Linked DNA regions of Mus musculus: region 2 is linked to region 1. Evidence: chromatin loops called from intact Hi-C (ENCODE). Cell type or tissue: gastrocnemius. All regions are shown on one strand. Each heading gives the region's core, and the rest is flanking DNA. Links, peaks and the distances in the headings are about the cores only. Region 1 has its middle 7.3 kb from the start of Zfp326. Region 2 has its middle 15 kb from the start of Lrrc8d.

The links. Hi-C counts contacts between places; a loop is a spot of excess contacts. Peaks named below come from ENCODE experiments on the same cell type or tissue, not always from the same donor. Only the 100,000 strongest peaks of a DNase experiment are listed, where the experiment ranks them.
Region 2: it touches region 1 in a loop (10-fold over the local background); 41 of 42 quality-filtered maps call a loop at or near these places.

Annotation. Positions count from the first base shown.
Region 1 is chr5:105,866,604-105,871,986 of GRCm38, reverse strand. No RefSeq gene overlaps it. Among named protein-coding and RNA genes, the nearest start is that of Zfp326, 7.3 kb to the left of the region's middle. In gastrocnemius, for the core only: a CTCF peak has its summit at 3,143 (motif pointing right); a DNase peak (open chromatin) is centred at 3,153; H3K4me3 peaks cover 721 bases; H3K27ac peaks cover 827 bases.
Region 2 is chr5:105,681,996-105,687,378 of GRCm38, reverse strand. No RefSeq gene overlaps it. Among named protein-coding and RNA genes, the nearest start is that of Lrrc8d, 15 kb to the left of the region's middle. In gastrocnemius, for the core only: a CTCF peak has its summit at 2,365 (motif pointing left); a DNase peak (open chromatin) is centred at 2,339.

The DNA of each region.
Region 1 (5,383 bases), core at 294-5,293:
TGCACCATGCCTGCCTGGATGCTGCCATGCTCTGGCCTTCATGATAATGGACTGAACCTCTGAACCTGTAAGCCAGCCCAAATTAAATGTTGTCCTTTATAAGACTTGCATTGGTCATGGTGACTGTTCACAGCAGTAAAACCCTAACTAAGACAATTGCCTAGCTGTCACTGTGAATGCTGAGGGGGAAGGAACATTCACCAGGAGCATTAGCTGCCTACAAAGAATGGAGGGCATTGCATCCCCAACACTAGTGTTGCAGACAGTTGCTGTTTGGAATGAAACCTGGGTCCTTTGGAAGAGCAGTAAGCACTCTTAACTGCTGATTCATCTCTCCAGCCAAACTGGAATGCCCTTTATACCTAAGACTCACTTGAAGTTTCTCCCTGATTTTAATTCAGGACTTTAAAAGAATGAAGGCATCTCCAAAAGATGAAAGGAATAATAGTAAAATAATAATTTTTGTTACGACCTAAATGCTAGTGAGTATTCAAAGCACTTTGCATATGTTACCTACATGGGATATGTGTCCTTCCATCACCCTCAGTTTGTGCATGAGGTAACCCTACTTGCACAGGATGCCCAGCTAACAAAGCATAAAGAGTCAGACTGTCAGCCTGGCCCTAGAGCCCAAGCCTGTGTGTCTGGCATACTAGTAAAGTGCCTACTGTGTGCTACTGAGCAGCTGTCTTATGCCAGGAAGTTTTTTAATAAACCTCTGCAATTAAAATACAATTGCATCATCTCCCCATTTTTTTTCATCTCTCCAACCTTCCCGTGTACAGCTCCTTGCTGCCTCTGATGTCACGACCTCCTCCCCTGGGGAAACTGATTTTCCTGACTCTCAGCACTCCTGTGGATGGGGCCCTGTGAGATCTCCTCCCCCAATGACGACATGTCTGTTAGTCTTCTACTTCTTCAGGTCTTGTTGAGGCACCGTGGGTGACGCTTCCCTGCCACTCCCAGGAGACACAATCTTATAGCAGCTTTCCTGGTCTTCTGGCTCTCACAATCCTTCCACCCTCACCTTCCAAAATGTCCCCTGAGCTTTAGATACAGGAATTACATTATAGATTTGTCAGTGGAATTGGAAACCCCACAATCGCTTGTCCTCTGCATTTGACCCGATGTGTGTTTCTGAACTGATCTCCGGGAGCAGAGTAAGCAACTTTGACGTAGGGTGTAGTGCCAAGGTGTTGGATCCTCCATAGGGTGTAGTGCCAAGGAGGTGTTGGATCCTCCATAGGGTGTAGTGCCAAGGAGGTGTTTGATCCTCCAAAAGAACAGACAGGAGCCAATCTCACAGCAGGGTCTTTATTCTACTCAAGCTAGCTCTGACCCCCGCAATGCACGGCCATCACGCAGGATGGTTTTGGTGATAGGAGAACCTTGAATATCCATCGGGGCAAGGCTTTATTAGTAAGCAGCAAGAGGGGCTGGTGGGGGAAGCAGTGAGTGTGCAAGTATCTAACTGTGGCCTTTAACATAATTGCCTGGTGCTGGGAGTCATATCATAAACTTAGTTCCTGCTTCTCTCTGCATTTGGTGGTTTTTAGCCAGGATTGTAAATAGAGGTGCAAGTTTGTTGGGGGAATAACCTAGTTGGGGGAGATGCTAGTATTGTTGGGGATTAGCCTAGAGACTGGAGCTAGGCTCAGGTTTTCTTGGAGGGGGGCAACTTGGAATCTAGTGCTAGGTACCAGTCTGTTAGTTTACCTGCGTTCAAACTTAGGTCAGGTTCTCTAAAACGGGGTCTGAACTCAAAAGATTTGGCCTCTCAGGATAGCACCTATCTGCAGTTATAAGGATACGTGTGTAGAATGCGGTTAGAAATTACACCGGTTTAAAATGGTGAAATGGGTGGTGGTAATAGACTCCTCTAAGATCCATGACCTCACTAGCCCCAGGTGGTTGGCGAGGTCTCCCACACCTACCACGGTTTCCCTCCTACCGAGTGGACCAATTACACTGAAGAGTCCAAATAGACCGGTGGTGGTTACTGCCAAGATACCAATGCCACCGTTGCAGCCTCAACGTGCCTGGCCATCGCTGTACATCACCAACATCACTGGTGTTGCAGCTGGGTAGGAGTATTGGTGGCTTCCCTCCCTTGAAAATGTGCCTAGCAGGGCTGGAGAGATGGCTCAGCAGTTAAGAGCAGTGACTGCTCTTCCAGAGGTCCTGAGTTCAATTCCCAGCAACCACATGGTGGCTCACAGTCATCTGTAGTGGGATCCAATGCTCTCTTCTGGAGTGTCTGACAGCTACAGTGTACTCATATAGATGAGTTTTGTTTTTTTTAAAGAAATAAAGTGTGCACAGCAAAGATGGCCTCAAATTGGGGTCCCTACCTGGGGTACAGATTATATATGAGCACTTTTCTGGGAAATATCGTTTGCTTTTCTCTAGGGGATCAGCTAAAACTGTGTCATCTGATCATTTTTGTCTCTTGTATTTTAGCAAAGCAAACATAGATATTTGTTAAAGTTAAGTAATAAAACCCCAGAGAGTGGGAAAGTCTTCCAAGATACTCTCATTTTTGCCTTTCTAACGTGTGATGATCTATCATAGATTTCTACCAGGTAAATTGGGAGCAAATTAGCTAGGACGTCTGCAACTGCAGTGATTGTGAGGATAGACTAGGCTCGGGGCTAAATATGGTTTTACAGTTGAGAGCACCTGCTGTATAATCTTAAGGACAAGAGTTCGGATCCCAGAGCCCAGGTCAAAATCCGAGCAAACCACTCCAGCTCTGAGGGGTCTGAATGTCCCCTTCTGGCCTCTTCTCAGACACACACCAATAAGCAAAATTGGAAAACTAAAGACTAGATGAGGCTCTCCAACTAATCAACTTATTTGCTGTCCTATCCAAGTCTTGTTAAGGAGGTCACCCCCTTGCTGTGGCTGTACCCTTGGAAGTGAACATTGCCTCCTGCTGTCTCCAGCTCCACAGCGATACATTTGGCTTGAGAGATCGTTTAATATGTTTGTTGAATGAATAGGAAAGGGACCCAGGACAGGTTTCTATATCCATACAGTCGTCATTATACATTCAGGCCACACTTAGAAATATAAGAACAGGCACAGCACCTAATAGAAAGAACTTTCCTACAAGGAACAGGAAAAGGCACTACCCTGGAATGGCCAGCAGAGGGCACCACACACCAGATGTAGTGAACGTTGGCTCTGTGTTTTGGAGCACAGGTTCCTGCAAATCAGAGGAAAGTTAATAGAACACCCACCAAGGTAGAGAATGGCTCAGTAGGGCTTTCTCTTCTGTGGGGCTGTGTTCCCACACAGCAGCCCTTCTCTTCAATAGGGCTGTGTTCTCACACCAGCCTCTCTCTTTGAGATATAAAGGTTCCTGATGCCTCCTTTCGTCAGATGCTATTTTTTAGAGCTTATTAAGAAAAGACCGCAACACTACAAACTATATTAAAGTGGTAAGTCTGAAGTTCAGGATATGAAACTGCACATGGGTTTTCATAATTACTTGTTAACAAAACATTTGATAGCCCAAAGCACAGAACAAGACAGAAGGATCCAATGCGTGACTAACGGTCGCTCTTGTACTGGCTTTTCATACGCTCGTGCACGCTGCGCACACTTACTGTACACTAAGACAGAGTATACACGCATTTGACATGGCATGCAGTGTTTATGCATACCAGCATGTGTCTCTGCGAATGCAATGGCAGGAGGTTCTTGGCTAGTTACGTAGTCGGAGCTGCTCTGGATTCTCCTAGTGCATTTTTAGAAGTGTCAGTGCTCCCTGTCTCTCCAGGGACTCTGGCCTGGTGATAAACCTAAAACTGTCACCAGTATTTAGCTGTTGGAAGAAATGTTATTTTGTGTTTCAGTAGCTTGTACTTGAGAAAATGTCAAGTCCGGAAAAAGGAAACTTTGTAGAGATTGACTAAGCACACGTGACCCACTGGGTTTAGTGTTGGTAAACTACAGCAAGCCCAGGAGTCAAGACTGGTACGGACACGCGCCTCCAGCAGCTCTGAAGACTGGCTCTGTGCCAGTATTTTTTTCTAACTGCCCTGAAGCCCTTGGGATGTAATTAGCAAGGACAGTAAAGGGCTTTTAAATGTGAAATATGTTGTGTAAATGCTAAGCCCAGGAACCACACAAAGGATTTGCATTTCTTGGCCATATTTCTCAACCAGAGACAACTTGATGCATCTTGTAGTCAGTTTCTCTTTTGCAACCTAAATCTCTCCAACCTTTCGTCTGGGGAAAACAAAAGGAGGAATTTTTAATGGCGTTCCTACAAATCAAAGACCTAAATTACCTCTTTCATGACTTCAGGAGTGGAGTTCCTGCTTCAATGAAATGCCGGGTTTCACTGTGGGTTTTTTGGATGAAGGCCAGGCAGTCCTCCGACTCCTTGGAGGCAGGTGTTGGCCAGAAGAGGGACAGACTAGGTGCTCCAGGAGAAAACCAGACACCAATCTACTCTACTTTTTGTTGTTTTGCTTTTGTTTTTGAGATCTTTTTATCTTTACTTTTAAAAATATTATTATCATCATAGTCTATATCAAGGCCCATAGCAATAGTAACAAGGTCTTTCTTTCTCTCTTTCTTCCTTTCTTTCTTCCTTCCTTTCTTTCTTTCTTTCTTTCTTTCTTTCTTTCTTTCTTTCTTTCTTTCTTTCTTTCTTTCTTTTCTGAGACAGGCTTTCTCTGTATTTCCGTGGCTGTCCTGAAATTCACTCTGTAGACCAGGCTGGCCTTAAACTCAGAGATCCACCTGCCTGGGCCTCCTGAGTGCTGGGATCAAAGGTGTGTGCCACCATGCCAGGAGCAGGTTTCTTTTTTGTTTGTTTGGGTTGTTGTTGTTTGAGACACGGTTTCTCTGTGTAGCCCTGGCTGCCCTGGAACTCACTCTGTAGCCCAGGCTGGCCTCTAACTCAGAAATCCACTGCCTCTGCCTCCCAAGTGCTGGGATTAAAGGCGTGTGCCACCACTGCCCGTCAGGTTTCTTTTTAAAGCGTAGTATTAAATATTAAATGCGCCGAAGCTTGACCGGAACTCAGTTTTCTAAGAGGAGGGTTCTTCTAGAATTCTTCCTCTTGCTTCAGCAAAGAAGTTGGTTTTAAAGGCGCTTGGGAAATTCCTCTCCACCCCCTCCGATGGGAGCGCTTAGAGCGAGGGGTTCGGTAGAGCCGCCTTCAAAGCCATAGTGGGATTCCTGACAGTTGGGGACTCCATGGAATTGGGCTAAAGCTGCTGCCACCACCCGGACACGGAAAATCTAATGAGACTGGAACCATATGTCAAAGTTTCCAGGAAAGAAGCGCTCAGGAACCTGAGCAGCATGAAGGCCGGCTCCAGGGTCTGTACCACAGCTAGCTGAGGAAACGCTCGCCCATCTGACC
Region 2 (5,383 bases), core at 125-5,124, 180 kb after region 1:
GGGCTAAGGTGGCCCAGCAGACGCTTTGTGAAATCTACAGCCTGGCTTTGTCCCATCATCCTTCAGGGCTTCCCAAGGCCTTTTTACAGACACAACACACAATGTGGAGATCAAACATGGACTTCCCGTATGCTAAGCAAGCACTCTATTGACCAAGCTACATCCTCGCACAATGTACCAATGATAAGATCCAGAGTCATTTGAATTCTCCCAAGAGTGGGATGGAATCATTTCTTCTTTCTTGCTAACAGTTAAACACACCGACATAGGGATCTTGAGATGGCTCCGTCGTAACCATTACAGGTTCAGTTTCAGGAACTGGATGTGGCTTTTGATTATTTTTCTTTAACGTTAGGGATCCAAACCAGGACACACACCAGGCACCTGCTTTGTCAGTGAACCCACTTCCATATGCATTCTGATTCTCCAGGGTCTAGCATAGCATCAGTCACATCCAAGGACGAAAAGAAATATGTGTCCAGTTCAACAACACTAGATCGACAGGGAAAATGAAGGTGGTGAAATAGCTATGACGTCACAGCTCCTCTGGGGGTCCCACCCTGACTCCTGACCACAGGGTGGCACACTTTCCGTGCTTATATAAATCAAGATAGTTCAGCTTTTAAAAAGGGAATCCTGTATCCTAGGCTGGCTCTAGACTCACTACACAGCCAAAAATGGCGTTGGTTTTTTGTTTTCCTGTTTCTACCTCCTAAGTGCTAGGATTATAGGCTTTCACCTAAATCGGGGTGGGGGTGGGGGTGGTTAGAGCCTTGTGCCCTCTAGGCGAGCCACCTTTCAACCGCATCCCCAGTCCTACAGCTGCCACTTTTGAGAAACAAATGTGTAGAAATGAAGCATCCTGAGAAAATGTTTGAAGTAGCAGTAACAAATGCAAATCTGGGTGGATGGCGTAATACAGAAGTGTGAACTCATTCAAATGAATGCAAGCAGAGGCACCCGGACTCAGAGCTCACCAGCTACCCACACCGTAATCATGATAACCACTCAGGATGCTTAATAAATGAACCGGATATTAACCCAGCCTTGGGATCACACTGTGTATAGGGCTTGGCGCCTACAAATAGGACTTGAGGTGTTTCTGACCCCTGCAAAGAATTATGAGCCAGTGTGAGGCAGCATTTAGGAGCTCCCCTTGCAGCATAGGAAGCCCTAGGAGTCAGGGTCAATACAGAGTCCTCTAAAGACACACAGAGGAGTGCTAAGAAGACCTTGGGTGGGGTGGCCGTGGGGTGGGGGAGGGGAGCTCACTGGCCTCAGAAATGGCAAGAGAAGGGGGAAGGCACTTCCAGTTAGCAAGTGTGGAATGGAGCAAGAGAGAAATCCAGAAAGGTATTTGTGACTGTGACTGCAGGGAGACTGGCCAGCCAGGAGTCAAGGATGCGGAACAAGGGAGTTTCGATGTAAGAATCTTTTTTTTTTTTTTTTTTTTTTTTTTTTTTTTTTTTTCTCGAGACAGGGTTTCTCTGTGTAGCCCTGGCTATCCTGGAACTCACTCTGTAGACCAGACTGGCCTCGAACTCAGAAATCCGCCTGCCTCTGCCTCTCAAGTGCTGGGATTAAAGGCATGTGCCACCACTGCCTGGCTCGATGTAAGAATCTTAAAGAGTTCTGCAAATGAAGACACTGACTCAAACATCAACTATCCATGCCATTTGAAGAAGGCAGACAGTAAAATGCTCCTGTACTTAGGACTTTGAAAACATCGCCATCGCTCGCTTTTAGTATAACTTCAGTTTCTTCCTTCCCCCACCCCCCACCTCCGGTCCCACTCGTTCCGGCCCAAAGATTTTTTAAAATTTTATTTATTTATTTATTTATTTATTTATTTATGAATGATATGTAAGTACATTGTAGCTGTCTTCAGACCCACCAGAAGAGGGCCTCAGATCTCATTACAGATGGTTGTGAGCCAATGTGGTTGCTGGAATTTGAACTCGGACTTCTGGAAGAGCAGTCAGTGCTCTTAACCGCTGAGCCATCTCTTCAGCCCAGTTTCTTAATCTATAAAGCGGAGATAATTATACCAGTCCTGTTTTACTGAGATCTGAGACTAAATGGGAAAGGTCATTCCATTACTAGGGTGGGGCTGGTGTGGGGCTGGTGTGGAGCTGGGGTAAGGGTGGGGTGGGGATGGGGGTGGGGTGGTGATGAGGTGGGGGTGGGTGAGTGGCGAGCACTGGTTCGTAACCCATCAAGCAGCCCGTGACATTTGGCCTGGAGATGCTATCTGTAGATTTTTATTGCTCATTTCCTGTTTCATCCTTGCGTTGCCAGGTGTCTAGCTGCACTGGCAGGCTTTCTGGGCGTCTCTGCAGCCAGCCTTCTCGTGGTGCGCCCTCTAGTGTTGAATGCTTCAATGACTTAATCTAAATGTAAATGTGAGCGTGAAGACTCTGATTTACAAGGAAACTGTCCTTAGGAGTGCTAAATAATAATAATGGTGGTAATAATAATAATAATAATAATAATAATATTTTTAAAAGCTCTGTTTTATACATAATATGAAAGACAGCATTTTGGGGCAGGGTATCATGTAATCCACACAGAAGACCTTGAACTTCCTGCCTCCATCTCCCAAGTGTTGGGAGGACAGGCTTACCCCACCACGCCTGGCTTTTGGGAGTCTGGGAGTGGAACCCAGTGTTCCATGCATGCTAGACAGTTACCCTGCCAACTGAGCTACATCCCTAGCCCCACAAAACGGCTTCTTGTTGTTGCTGTTGTTTATTTATTTTTGTTTTTGTTGTTTGTAGGCAGGGTCTCACTGTGTATTCCTGCTGGCTTGTAACTCCCTTTGTATACCTGAATGACCTGGACCTAACAGTGACCAACCTGCTTCTGTCTCCTAAGTGCTGGGCATAAAGACTTGTGTCAGCACACCCAGTTGTTGCTGGCTTTGTTTTGTTGTTTGCTTGTAAATAAGGTCTCACAGCTTATCTCTAACAGGCCTGGAGCTTGTAGAGATTCTCTTGGCTCTGTCTCCTAGGTGCTAGGGTGAAAGGCAGGCACACCACACCCAGGGAGGTCAGCTCACTTGGTGTTGCTCATGTGTTTATTGGTGCTGGAATCTCCCTGACATATTTAACCTGTCTAGACCTCTGTTTCCTCATCTGTCAGGGTAAGGTCTCCTGGGTCACAGCCCTTGTTTGTCTTCATAGTCATCATGATTGGCTTTAGGATCACCATGGAAACAGACCTCTGGGGCAGCGGATTTGTTTTTCAGAGAGTTTAACTGAGGAGAAACTCAGCTGGGGTTCCAGGACCAGTGAACCTGAGGCTGTGAGGGGAATCTTGGTACTTCTCTCTGCCTGCTTCCTCACCAGCCTCAGGACCAGCTGCTTCTCACAGTGTCCCCCCACCCTTCCCCCACCGCCAGGTCACGCACTGTTCTCTCCAGCACCAGCCGGAGGAAACCCTTTCTTCCTTAAGTTAGTTTCATCAGGCATTTTGCAAAAGCAATAGAAGAAGTAATTACATTTTGAGAGCAAAAAACAAAAACAATCGGTTAAAATGTTCTCAAAAGCTGTTAAGGCGCTACAGAAATACGAGGTGAGGAAATAGATCATGCGCTAGTCTAATTTTTCTGAACAGTGTATAGGAAACAGACATGTCTTAATTTTGTCTTTTCTTAAGCAGAAGAGGCCTACGTCAACATTATTGTGGATATTAATAAGAAATATATAGGACAGTGGTTCTCAGCCTTCCTAACAATGCAACCCTTTAATACAGTCCCTCATGTTGTGACCACCAAACATAAAATTATTTTTTGTTGCTACTTCATAGCTAGTTTTGTTACTGTTGTGAATTGTAATGTAAATATCTGTGTTTTCCAATGGTCTTAGGTGACCAATGGTCTTCATACCCCCATGAAAAGGTCGTTCCTCCCCAAATTTGTTGATACCTACAGGTTAGAACCACTGATGTAGAAGCTGTAGTCAGGAGACAGCTCAGTAGACAAGCTCAAGTGTGAACTTGAGTTCAAATTGCCAACACCCACAGGAGAAGCTGAGTGCGGTGGCGCCTGTGCCTGTGACCCAGTGTGTCAAGGGCAGAGAGACAGGAGGACCATGGAGTTTGAAGCTGCTAGGCCAGCATAGTTCAGGGAGGGAGGAGACCTGGGAGAAGCAATGGGGAGAGTAATACTACTCAGACATGAGAGTGCACACTTGAACACACTCGCACACACACACACATATACCATATTACAAACTCACACACACATGCACACATATCTGTGCATATACCGCATCACACATACATACATGCATACATATATGCATATGCCACATTACACATATGGGTATGCATATATCACATAATGCATACATGTGCATATACCACATCTTACACACATGTGTGGATATTCCACATTATACACACATGTGCATACATATCTCTGTATATACCACATTACATATATATGTGTATTACCACATTATACACACATTTGTGCATATACCACATCTGTGTATATACCATACCACACACACACACACATATGTGGGTATGCTACATTACACATATGTGTGTACATATATCACATTATGCATACATGTGTGTATATACCACATCTCACACACACATTTTTATACACATGTGTGTGCACATACCACATTACACACACATACATGCACACACATGTGCATTGCCACATTATACACACATTTGTGCATATACCACACACACACACACAAAACCTGAAAACAAATTCTAATTTGTAGCCTAGTGAAGCTGTTCAAGCCCCGCCGTCAAAGCCAGAAAGCTGTTGGTGATTGAAATAGTCTTGTTCAATTTGGCTGCCCAGCTGTGTCTTCTGTCTCTGGTGAAGGTTTGCATAAACAACAGAGAAGAGTGCCTCAAGGGGTTAGCAGTCTCGTCCACAGTACTTACAGAGCAGATGGAGAAGAGCCTTCTGCATCTCTGGGGTACCTCATGGCCTGGTTCTTGTCTATATTTTGAAAAATCAGTTTCCAACCTGTGCTGACCGAAGGGAAGGGCCCAGGTTTCGGAAAAATGCTGATGAGAGCCTCTGACCCCCACCCTTCTTTCTATTGTTGTCTCCCTGGCTACGGTGAGGTGCAGCATCTGAAGTGGTGATGAGCTGGCTCATTCCGCCCACATTTCTCTTTTTAAACCTGAGGATTCCCAGCAGCAAACTACTTAGCATGAGATGCATTCATTTCGAGCCTTAGTGACCAAACGGTGGCATTTGATGACTGCGCAGCGGTGAAGTTCCTGGGACACGGGAGCAGAAAAGTGAACACACTTTGCTCAGGCTTCCCACGGCACAAAGAAGTCCCCGGGAACATGCTGACTGAAGCGTCATGTCTCGCTCTACAGTCCCTAGCCCCCAAGAATC